3 separate regions of the Homo sapiens genome follow, and all the other regions are linked to region 2. Evidence: chromatin loops called from intact Hi-C (ENCODE). Cell type or tissue: OCI-LY7. All regions are shown on one strand.

Evidence for each region. Hi-C counts contacts between places; a loop is a spot of excess contacts. Peaks named below come from ENCODE experiments on the same cell type or tissue, not always from the same donor. Only the 100,000 strongest peaks of a DNase experiment are listed, where the experiment ranks them.
Region 1: a loop joins it to region 2, with 2.3 times the contacts of the local background. A loop is called at or near these places in 18 of 110 quality-filtered maps.
Region 3: a loop joins it to region 2, with 6 times the contacts of the local background. A loop is called at or near these places in 2 of 110 quality-filtered maps.

Annotation. Positions count from the first base shown.
Region 1 is chr13:46,664,533-46,668,532 of GRCh38, reverse strand. The region is part of intron 2 of LRCH1 (leucine rich repeats and calponin homology domain containing 1); the gene reads right to left. Among named protein-coding and RNA genes, the nearest start is that of LRCH1, 110 kb to the right of the region's middle. RefSeq lists enhancers at 182-231, 292-511, 1,027-1,076. In OCI-LY7, CTCF peaks have their summits at 1,460 and 1,663; DNase peaks (open chromatin) are centred at 412, 1,242 and 1,642; H3K4me3 peaks cover 1,945 bases; H3K27ac peaks cover 3,235 bases.
Region 2 is chr13:46,592,841-46,596,840 of GRCh38, reverse strand. All of the region lies in intron 1 of LRCH1 (leucine rich repeats and calponin homology domain containing 1), which reads right to left. Among named protein-coding and RNA genes, the nearest start is that of LRCH1, 42 kb to the right of the region's middle. RefSeq lists a silencer at 1,405-1,454. In OCI-LY7, no CTCF peak of the experiment used is centred here; DNase peaks (open chromatin) are centred at 512, 1,550, 2,286 and 3,270; H3K4me3 peaks cover 4,000 bases; H3K27ac peaks cover 4,000 bases.
Region 3 is chr13:46,385,402-46,389,401 of GRCh38, reverse strand. RUBCNL (rubicon like autophagy enhancer) reads left to right here and starts at 2,150. Exons shown (of 15, transcript NM_025113.5): 1 at 2,150-2,268. RefSeq lists enhancers at 1,374-1,483, 1,504-1,603, 1,634-1,913, 2,294-2,383. In OCI-LY7, CTCF peaks have their summits at 373, 576 (motif pointing right) and 1,678 (motif pointing right); DNase peaks (open chromatin) are centred at 661, 1,761, 2,631, 3,331 and 2 weaker places; H3K4me3 peaks cover 4,000 bases; H3K27ac peaks cover 4,000 bases.

The sequences.
Region 1 (4,000 bases), 72 kb before region 2:
TTTTGCTGCAACTCACAAAACCACCGGGCTCATTTCCAACATTTTGACTCAGCTTCCTTTTGTTAAAACAAGGGTTGCTACAGTTTAAGTCTGTTTTGGTATCTGCAAGAGAGCTAACTAAAAGAGAAAGAAAGGAAAGTTGGTCTTCTGGCAAAGTGGAACTGCAGCCCAGAGGGGTTTAGTTCCACAGAGCAGCCAAAAAAGTCTAAGTTGATGTCTCATCTCTGCTCTACAAGAAGAGGGTCTCTACCCAGAAGTTTCTGAACTTTCTATCATCAATGCTTAGTTTTCATGGAGATGGAAAATACTAGATAAATAAAATCTACGAACCATCCTTATTTATATGTCAGCCATTTATTTCAATCTCCTCCCCCACAAAAAGCCCCTTTTTCCTGCTACCAAGCAAAAAGACAGATGGGTTTCAGTTTCCCTTTCTTTCTCTGCCCTTCTGGTGTTGAAGCCAACAACCACAGAGTGAAATATCTAAAAATCTGTATGTCATTCAGTGTAACTATTTAATAAAACTGCTGTGTGTTTGCACACACATGCATAAAGTTTCAGAAGCTGTGTTCCTGTGTGAGTGTATTTATAGACATGCATGTATCTGTGTATGTGAGGGGGAGAGACAGACAGAATGGAAATACACCAAAATACTATCGGTACTCCTCTTCGGGTATAGGTACAATGGATGGTTTTTATTTCCATTATTATACTTTGATGTATTTTCCAAACTTTCTACAAGTGCTTTTATCATCAGGAAAGAAACATCATTATAAAATGATAAATGTGACCTGGATATGTGTTACGAGTGCTCCTATTTGTGAAAATTCTTTATTTTTTATTTTTTATTTTTTTAATTATACTTTGAGTTCTAGGGTACATGTGCACAACGTGCAGGTTTGTTATATATGTATACATGCGCCATGTTGGTGTACTGCACCCATTAACTTGTCATTTACATTAGGTATATCTCCTAATGCTATCCCTCCCCCCCTCCCCCCACCCCACGACAGGCCCCGGTGTGTGATGTTCCCCTTCCTGTGTCCAAGTGTTCTCATTGTTCAATTCCCACCTATGAGTGAGAACATGAAAATTCTTTGAGATGTATACTTATGATCTGTGCACTTTTCTGAATATATGTCATTCTTCAATTAGAAGTTTGACTCTCCTCCATATGAGGGAGCAGAAATCTGGTTAACTGAAGGGCAGCTCTACCTGATGAGCTCAGAAAAAGCAGGTGCTGTGCTGTGGAAAGAACCTTTCTAATCTGGGCACGGCCTTGTCAACACCTTGATATCTCTGCTGCTCCAGGGCACTCAATTACCCATGTAACTATGTTTTAGCAAGAAGAGATACAGTCATATCTTCTCTCCATTGTGCAGACCCATGGAAAAAGCTATTTCCAGAAAGAGGCAGATTTTTCTTTAAGAGGGTCCAGCAGAAGGAGGGAGGAGATTGAGTGCCCTCCTGGTAGGTTCCTGGCTTGCAAAAGACCAACCAGCTCTTCACTTTCCCTAGTTAGCAGGATTGGACCAAGAGAATAAGGGCAATGGGCCCGCACTGGCACTCTCTCCTGGTCTCTGGGGACGGTGGAAGGGAGGAGCTAGGGCCAGCAGCCTGTGTTTCTGCCTCTCACATCCCTCCCAAGGCTCTCTCTCACCAGCAGGGGCTCAGTGGGACTCTTTTGGCTGGAGGAGGGGGTCTTCCTGTTACCCTGCTGTGAGGGCTTTTTTCAAGCTCCAAAAAAGGCTCCTTCAGAAAAGAGAACTCAGTTTATTAAAAGGTGGCAAGCAAATAATTTGAAATGTAACTTGTGGTTATAAAATATTTGTTAATATGCAATTTTATAAAGTGAGGATCGGCAAATAAAAATGTTAATAAGGCAAGTCTATTTATTTGGAGCCATACGTAAACCTCCTTTTGAAGAGGGATAATGAGAACAAAGATTAGTATTTTCAAGAAAGTTCTACATTCCTATTTTTAGCAGAGTTAACAAATACAAGTTAAGATCTTTCCTACATTTCTTTGCCTGGAAACTCAGAGTTACACTCTAAGTTATCCGTCTCACTAGTTGGTGCAGGGATCTAACCAGATTAGCAGATATGGAACTGGGAGAGTCATGTATCATACTACTTTGAGAAACACAAAGAAAGTTCTGCTCATTCAGATGCGTGAGTATTTGAGATTACATGGGTTTATTCTCATTGGAAATCTTCCAGAGTGGGTACTTACTTAAAATAAAATAAAATTTAAGCTTGTGAAAACATTCATGGTCTCTTTGAGGGGAACGGATGCTTTTTACACTAAAAGCTGCTGATGGAATGGCCTATCTCATATTTATGTTCCATATATGTCTTGTTTACACTGTAGTTAATCATCTGTAGACTTACCAATTCACCATGCTAAGAATTTAGTCACCGTACAGCAGGCCACAGACCTGGGGCACATTTCTTCGACTTCATCTCTCTGCTCCCTCAGCCTCTACTTCATATATTTTATCACAGGATGTTCCTGTATTACTTGTAATTTCCCCAATAGAAAAAGGAAATACACAGGCACACAAAAGCCCATTTGCTCTCCAGCAAATATTTAGACAGGAGAGGAAAAGCTGCATTCCCTTTAATCCTCTACCCACTAGCAACCACAGCAGCAGCCTCAGCTTTTTGAAACCACTCTTCTGGCAGCAATTTTTCTCAAGCAAGTAAGTGCCTCAGGCCACAATCCACTATCCTACACCCCTGGTCTTCTGCAGCCTTGGTGCTATAAACTGGCTCTGTGCTGAAAGAACGTTTGAAAATAAGGCCATATTGTATCCGACAAGCTACATCACCAGAGCCAAGTCTACACCCCCACCCCTACCCCAAACCTGTCTCTTTGTCACTGTCCCTGCAGAGTCTGGGTTGAAGATCAGGGTGGGGAGGAAAGAGAAAGAGAGGGAAGGCAGTGGGCTTTTACCAGATCCATATTATTGTGAATGCTTCATCTTCCATCTTTTTCAGTTAAATGACTTCCTGCTGGATTCATTTGTCTATTTCATCATTTCAAGATGAAATAAGGCAGCTCAATATAATCTAAACATTCTTGGCAGCCTAAATTTGCAGGATACATTTATCTTGGCTTCAAGTACCACTATCCCTCACTTAACTCCTAAATTAAGGAATTTACAAACCAAATCACTTTTTCTGGTTTTACTTTTAGAGTATTATTTTGATGTATTTTGACTATGGCACTTATTGATGTCCATAGTTTGAGTCTCAATCTTAGTATCTGATATTATTTATTATTGGTTTATCAAAAGGTTATTTTCCTTAAGATATGTGATTATAAAGACATGCTATGTTCTTACAGGTGATTTTATTAACAGAGCATAATACCCACATTTTTAAATTCTACTGGAATATACCTCTGTATTTTCAGTGAATGGATTCACTTAACAGAATACAGAAAATTATTTTCACTTAGAAAATAATTTATAGAAAAATTTATATAACAAATTTACTCACTCAATTGGCTGCTTGGTGTGGCAGAAAAGTCACCAATTGTAAAAACCTTTCAGATTGTCAAGAGACTGCCCCTCCCAGACTAAGCCAATTTTTAAGTAAGAGATAAAGAGAGAAAGGCCACCTGTTGTGAAATTTTAAGACCTGGGTTCAAATACCATAGAGATGATTTGCCACAAATCAGGTAAATCATTTAATCTCTCTGGTTTTCTCAGCTATAAAACAGAGACAATAAGACCTACCTAACACGACATTATAGATGTGAAAATGCTTAGCCCAACACCACATCCATATATAAAGATTAAACCTCACCTAGCCACTAATGTAACAAAGCAGCGAGGAGGTGACCATAGAGAGCATAGGTGTGCTCAGCTCGATTTTACAGCCACGTGTTGCTTAATGACAACGATACCTTCTTTAAAATGCTTCATCATGCCATTGTGTTATTGTGTGAATATCACAGAAAGTACTTACACAAACCTAAGTGTCTAGCCTACTCC
Region 2 (4,000 bases):
AATTCAGCAGGCAAAATGCTGGGCAAATGATCGATTGCCATGGACCTAGCCATGTTGACTACCAGCATCTACCACCTGCGTAACTTTGCGTGACTTTGATCCAATCGCAAGCTGTTCCTCTACCCATGACGGGATTTCCCACAGTCTCCAGAAGGCACTTCCTGAAAATCATTCCCTTTGTCTATTCATGCCTTTAACATGTCATCTCAATGTAGCTTCAAGTTAGAATTCACTGACATTCTTTCATATTCTAACAAAGATGTCTCTGTTCCAAGATCGCTATTTCATTTCCAGATATATGCTAAGATAAAATTCAAAATTTAAAAAATGCCCAATTTTTCCAATTTGCTATTCATAGCAGCACCAAGTGTCTTAAATCATAAAAATGGAAACATCTGACAGACATACTGCAACTACAAGATCCTTATAAAGTAACACATGATTTTTTTTATCTCCCTGGAGAAGTAAAGATGCTTTGATTTATAGTCATGATCAGACTGTACCAAAACATGCTGCCTCCTTGAAGCAGGTAATATTTAGGGCTGCAATACAAGCTTTCCTCGGTGTTCATTAGGATCACAGTGTTTCTTCAGAGCTGCAGGAAACATTCAAAATTCACCAGCCCTTTATCTATTAGAAGAGATAAGCACTCAAGATGTGTTCCCAGGGAAAAAAACATTTTTGATCATGTCAACTCCCTCATCTATGATAACCATCCAAACCTCAGCTCCTCCTCCTTTCCTTTGAAACTAAAATAGGAAGCACTGGCATGAAAAACTTCTGCTTTTTAAAGTCTCAAAACTGGTTACTTGTATTTAAAAGCCTTTTTGCCTGTTTAAAACTAAAAACACTTTTACACCTTCATTAAAGTTATGACCGATGTGTTTAATTTTAAAGACATAGCTGCCATTCTTAATTACTTCCTCTACCTTTAACATCCCTGTCTTACATAAAATATTCAAAAAAAAAAAAACAATGTGAGGCCGTGCTTTGGATTCCATGTGGCCAATTTCACTCTGTGGCAGTTGCCAGCAGAACTCCACATCTAGAACAACCAGTATGTGCCTAAGGCCTTTCCTGTTCTTTTTGTTTCCTTGAGTTTATTCCTGTCAGGTGTAAGCACTCCAGAAATGTAGAATTATGACATAGGAACTCACACTGAGTCATAGCTGGAACTCATCTCTTCTGAGTTCACAATTAAAAACAAATGAAATCTAAAATTACATTGAAAACATAAAGGTAGATGGAAGTTTAAAGTGCAGATGTGGCTTCAGCCCCAGCTGGATATGCTCAGGGGGGAACAGATGTCAGTAATAAACCTAGGAGAGCTACAAAAGTTAGCTTATATCCATCACCAAGTGAAAATGCTGACGTACATATAAAACTGTGCCCTGCCTGCTTTCCTACCCAGTCTGAGTGTGCAATATGGAAACAGCCTGGAAAAGAACCCAGAAACCCTGTGGAGATGCAGAGCAGGTCTGCCACATCAGCGGTGAGGAAGTCACTTACTGCATGGTCGGGGTAGGCTAGCCATGCAGCACCATCAGGAAAGGTATGGTTTCTTCTAACACTTGGCACCTGGCCTATGCATCCTCTAAGTTCACCAAAGAAAGAAAACACATAATCTGCGGTTACATTCATTAAAGTCTGCCACAGGAGAATAGGGTTCTCGATGGGTATGGGGAGATGACAGAACAAAACTATAAATGACCAGGAATGGAATAAAATTAAACCTAAAGTGACCAGGGCAAAAAGCAAACCCCAGAATGATCATCATGGTATTAATAATTACATAAAGACTATAAACTCAGAAGAAGCTAGGAGAACACCCAGAGCCTGAAAGTTGGAGAAGGTTATAGCTGCCACACTCTTTAGATGAAGTTCATTTATGAGACTTTCTTTATATAGCCTGTATAGTTACATAAACTAGAGTCAATCAGGTTTTTCTAAACTGCGCTCTTGTTACTAGATCTTATTACAGTCTTCACATTTCAGAGCTAAATTAAAAAAACACACACATTTAGCCATATGTTTTCTATGGAAAGCACTAACCATACATTTGAAAATGAGGGTGACTTTCTTTTTTGTATTTTGCAGCCAGGATATTTTATTCACCAAAATTAAGCGAAGCAGTTCCTACTTATGAACTCATATGAACTAATTCAGCCCCGTCAAATCGAGAAACTTTAAATATTAAATTCTACTGTACAATCTCAGCTGGAAGTCATCTCTCTCTCCACCAACCTTCCAGGGCACTTGGCACCTATCCTATAATGCAAACATTCTGTGTAGCTCAAGGAGGTGGCCTGATTTGGTGCATTCAACAGTGGCTAGAGGTCTAAGCCTCTTTGCTTCTGCAGGGAGACAAAGAAAAATCATTTACTATTTTGCAAAGATCGCTTCATTGAATTTTCTTGGGGTCAATAGCCCTTAGCAGAAAACAAGTATTCCACACTTGTTCTATAAGGTTCTAGGAGGTTCTTACAAACCTCATCAGCAAGTAGTATTTTTTACATAACTTGCTATTAGCTTGGAAATTTACTACAGTCTCTGTTTATTTTCTTCAGTTGTTAAATATGTACTTTTTTTTTTTTTTTCACTGAGATTAAAAGAGGAGTCCAGGCAAAACAGTAAGAACATGGGTAAGAAATGGAAAGACAATAAATGTCTTGACTTGTTTTCGGGACTCAGACTGCCTAGGCTTAAATGCCTGCAATGTCACTCCCTGGCTCTCTGTTCTTGGCAAGTTACTTCACTTCCCAGGCACCTGGTACCCACCTCTCAGGGAACCTGGTATCTATCCTATGATGCAAACATTCTCTAGTTCAAGGAGATGGCCTGATTAGGTGCATTCAACAGTGGCTATAGACCTAAGACTCTATCAACTTAAAATTAGTTTTATAGAGGAAATGATACCTGATAAAAGGACACAGGAAAGAAGAAAAAAAGTTCATTTTTTCTTCTATATCATTATTTGTGGTCCAACTTCACCAAAGCTACCACAACAGACAAATAATGAAATCAGATCAGAGTGAGTTTAGAATTCAGAAAAGCAGAAGAAACTGACAGAGATTGGGAGTCTCCCTGGAATGGATGTAGTGGTGGCACCAGCCTCATCAGGACCTGGCGATCAGAAGGATGGATCCCGCCTGGGCCAGCCTATCAGCAAGCAGCTGGAACGAAGGGGCATGCCGCAAACTCACAGACCTGCCCACGGTTAACTAGGCAGCCACTCTCGCCAACACACAGAACAAATTTACTCAAAACATATCCTCACTCTCTGAGATTGTGGTTTATTCAGATCACGTCAGATCGTGGTGACGTTTCACTAAAGTCACTTTGATTTATCCTGGTTCTAAAATTCAGTGTCTCTCTGTGTAGGCTCTTTGATTACTGCCTTTGTATTCTCCAGCACGACCGAATCAGCTACTAGGTATTGGGATTCCTAGAAATGTTTGAAGAATGGCATGTCCCAGTTAACCACTGACTAGAAAAACCAAATTTGTCTAGTCAATTCAGGATTCAGATGTCAAATGGACAAAAAAAAAAAAAAAAAAGGAAAGAAAGAAAGAAAAAACCTCTTAAGGAAAAACTTTTTTTTTATTTCAAGTCTTGTTGAAAAATGTTTGAAAATACACTGATGAACTTTAGTACTGAGTAAATGGAAGTACTGAACATCACTTAATACTTTTTGATGATTCAAAGCCTACACTTCCATAGGGTTTCAAAACAGCTATAAATACAGGGCTAGTAATCCAAAGGAGGATATTACTCCCAGTTTAAAGGCAAGCAGGAAAGGCTACATTGGGGCAGAGGCTGGGACCCGTGTCCTGAAGGGACATGGGGATTTGAACAGGTGGAGACTGTAGAGGGAAGGGACATAGGAGGACAGGTGGTAAGGGAATTTTAGGTAGAGAAACCTCACAAACTTACAGAAGCCATAAACCCAAAATCATGGTCTATATTGATTTTTAATACCAATGCGAGAATGAAGGGATCT
Region 3 (4,000 bases), 210 kb after region 2:
CCTCTTTCCCTTTAAGTATTCCTGAAACTGGCTCTTGCCTGGTCCCTTTATTTCATTATTCTTCCATCTTGCTGGTAGTATGGTGGAAATTGGACATAGGGTTTGGTGTCAGATACACCTGCCTTCAAAGCCTAACTGTGCTACCTATTAGCTCTGTGACCTTGGGCAAGTTATTTGAACCTAAGTCATAGATTTCCCCCTTGCGAAATGGGAACAAATGATTTGTTATTCTCAGGGATGTTCACAGACTTGCTTAAAATAATAAGAAAAAGTACCTGGCACATAGCCGATACTCAAAAAATGTTAGCACACACCCACACCTTTTTCTTTCTGATTCATTTAAGGTAAGCCCTTCCCAATCGGCCTTCAGCTGACCTGAATTCCTGGGATACTGTATTTGGAATTTTAAATATTCCAAATATCCAGAGTTCTTGCAGGTCAAAGCTGGTCTATGCTCCAAACAGGCTGCCCCCAAGGGAAGCAGGGTAATTGGCAGCTAGTATTCATCTGACTTTTGTCATATTGATTCAATATTTTATCTGAAGATGGCAGCAACTAGTACATGGTGCCACCGTTTAGCCACTCCATGCCAGAGGTACCAGGCAAGTAAAAGCCAAATTACCAGTGCCTCTGCTCCATCCTGGAAATGACAAAGGACAAAGCCAAGGAACCCAGGAAAGTGCAACGGGATTTGGTTTTATGCAGCAGGGAATCTTCTAAGAAAGCCAGGACCGGTTCACCTACGTGTCATTACCAGTGCAGGCAGCTCAGAGGTCCTTCCCCGGGAGAAGTCAGGGCACCGCGAGAGAGAGCTTAGCTTCCTTCCTTCCTCCATCCCTCCCTCCCTTCCTTCTGGGACTTAGGTTCCTTCCTTCCTTCCTTCCTTTCTACTTTTCTTTCCTTCCTTCCTTCCTTGGCTTTGGTTCCTTCCTTCCTTCTACCTTCCTTCCTTCCTTCTTTCCTTCCTTCCTGGGCTTAGGTTCCTTCCTTCCTTGGCTTAGATTCCTTCCTTCCTTCGCCCTTCCTTCCTTCCTTTCTTTGCTTTCCTTCCTTCCTTCCTTCCTTGGCTTAGGTTCCTTCCTTCCTTCCTTCCTTCTTCCCTCCCTCCCTCCCTTGGGTTCCTTCCTGCCTGCCTGCCTGCCTTCCTCCCTCCCTCCCTCCTTCCCTTCTTCTCCTTTCTGTTTTTTTTTTTTTTTTTTTTTGACAGTCTTGCTCTGTCGCCCAGGCTGGAGTGCAATGGCGCGATCTCGGCTTACTGCAACCTCCGCCTCCCGGGTTGCTCCTGCTTCAGCCTCCCTAGTAGCCGGCATAACAGGCACCCGCCACCACGCTCGGCTAATTTTTATATTTTTAGTAGAGACAGGCTTTCACCATGTTGGCCAGGCTGGTCTCGAACTCCTAACCTCAAGTGATCCATCCGACTTGGCCTCCCAAAGTAGGTGCTGGGATCACAGGCTTGAACCACCGCACCCGGCCAGAGCTTAGGTTTCTATTCGTGACAACTTTCTGTATTGGTTGGCAGGTTCTCCTAGCACCACCATGATCTCAGGACTAACCACTGCACACCCGTGATGGGATTCCAAACCTTCGCTGCAAGAGGACAAGGTGACGAGTTGCTGACAGTGAAGGCTAAACTAACGCGGACAGTGAAGTGCTACATGAGTCGGACTCAGACTCCAGGTGAAGCAGCCAGCAGAGGTCAGAGAGAGACAGCTCACGTTCCGGGTAAGTTGCAGGTCGATTTCAGGGCCGACTCATCCAGATTACTCATTCTTCATTTCAGGCAATTGTATGACTGCTAAATACTGCTGCTGGGGGCATCTGGGGTTGGGAAGTCATTTCTGCCAGGTCTTTGACCCCTGAAAGCGTCGTTGCGTCTCGCGCCGCGGGTAGGCAGGGCGGGATTTCTAGGAGGACCGGCAGAGGCGCGCATAGGTGCGTGGTGCTGGGCCCGGGCGCCGCGGCACCGGTGTAGGAGCGCGCATCTCCAGAGTTTCTTCCATCTGGGCGACGTCTCGGTGCCTGCGGCGGGAACGGCGCTTTGCTTCCCTGAGGAGCTTCTAGAGAGCTACGGTGGCCCCCGTGTGGGAGGCGGGGGGCGTGGCGGCGTCGGGGCGTCGCTGTCCCCTCCTCGGTAGCTCTCCTCCCTCCCCTTTCTGCTGTTACCGGGAGCGCGGTGGCCACGGAACGCTGCCCGGAGCCGCGCGAGGGAGGACCCGACGCGCGGCGTTTACCCAGCGCAGCGTTCCACCGCTCGGGTTTGGCTGGGTGAGGCTGGCGGGGCCGGGGGCGAGATGGGAGCGGCGCGGGGTGGAGAGGGTGGTTGGAGAAAGGGAAGGGAGGGCCGCGGGAGAGGTTGGATGGTGGAAGTGGCGCCAGAGAGGTTTGTGCCCAGCAGAGACACCCAGGTATCTTAGGGTCGCTCAGAGCAGTGTCGGGGACCCCTTGGAGACAGTAGGAAGGGGCTCCTCGCGGGGTGGCGGATTTCTATCCGGTTGACTTTGTAGAGTGAGGTTGACCCTGTGTTCGGCTTGGGCCGGGAAGGGCGCAGAAGCGGGACCTCAGGACACTTTTACGCAGGGCGATTCTCAGAGACTACAAAGCCTGCGCCCTGCGTCCTCCCAGGCGCAGTGTTCTGGGATCAGTGTCTTTTCTCTGTTTTCGTCCTCAACACAGCCAAAGTCGTGGATATGTGGTGACAGAAAAACATTTGGCTACATAACTGAGCTAGGCTGGAGTGTGAAATCGCGGCGTGTTATTTGGTCCGGGCGCCCTACATAGCAACCCCCACTCTTCTCGCCCCCAACCCCCCGCCACGCCGGACACGGTCAGGCGGGCGTTCCCCCAACCCGCCCCTTGTGAAGTCCACCTGCTGAGACTGATACAGATCCCCTGCGAACTTGATGCTGTCCGCTTGGAAAACGTGGAGAACTTTCAGAGGAGGGGTTATTTCGCCTTGAGTGAAAATTAAGACTCAAAGGAAAAGGTATACTCAAGAGCTGCCCTTACTGGGTTATTTCTGTGGAATTTGGAAGGATCTTTGAATTGAAGATGTGGTGGGAGCGCGCAGAGAACAGAGAATCCGTAAGCTTGAGTTTCTTAGACCCAGTTTCTTAAAGCCAAAGTAGCGGGGAGATCTTGGCAAGTCAAGAAACCTTCTTGAACTTCAGTTCCCTTGCCTCAGGGGGAGAATACTCCAGCCATACCCCACTGTGTGGTTTAGAAGGTTAATGGCCTGGAGGGAGGGAAGTGTTTTGAAGCCTATAAAGTATCCTGTGAAGGTATCACCACATTGCTGCCCACTGAAACACTGCCGGCCGCCGACAGAACTTTGTTTGGAGCCGAGTTAAGACAGCATCTTTATGGCAGTGCTGGGGTTTTCGTGATTACCGGTCCAGAGTGTCAGGACACCTCTGTTTCTCAAACCCCAGTTTCTGCACTGCCACATGAAACTGCTCATTACTGAGTGACAGCAGAGGACAGGAACTTTGCCTTCTTCATTAACTTCTTTAGGGCCTTTACAAAGTGGGAGATGGTAGGAACTTTGATGAAAATTGAGGGTCATAGCCTTGGAGCGGGGTGAGGGGTTAGATTTGACTGGACATAGTCTTCATGCAACCGTTTAACAACAAAAACATTGTTGGCTGAGTTCTTGTTTTTTGATACAAGGAACATTCTGTCGGAGCCAAGGTTAAACATCCAAGAGTAAACGTTTGTTGGTTTTTTTTTTTTTTTGCATGATCTTTAGAGGATAAGTAAAAAACTAAAGAAAGGCTGCATTGCTTGCTGACACATTTTTTCCCCACCCATCTGAAGGCACACAAATAATAGCACTGGCAAATTTGAATAGTTTCCCTTGTTACCAAATCTACGTTCTTATTTCTAATATGGAACGATTATTTCTAGTATGGAGAGAAATATGGAATTTCTAATATGGAAGATTTAGCATGGTGTGTCATTGTAAAAATTTAGGCAGTTCTTGGATAAGTATGTCCAGCCT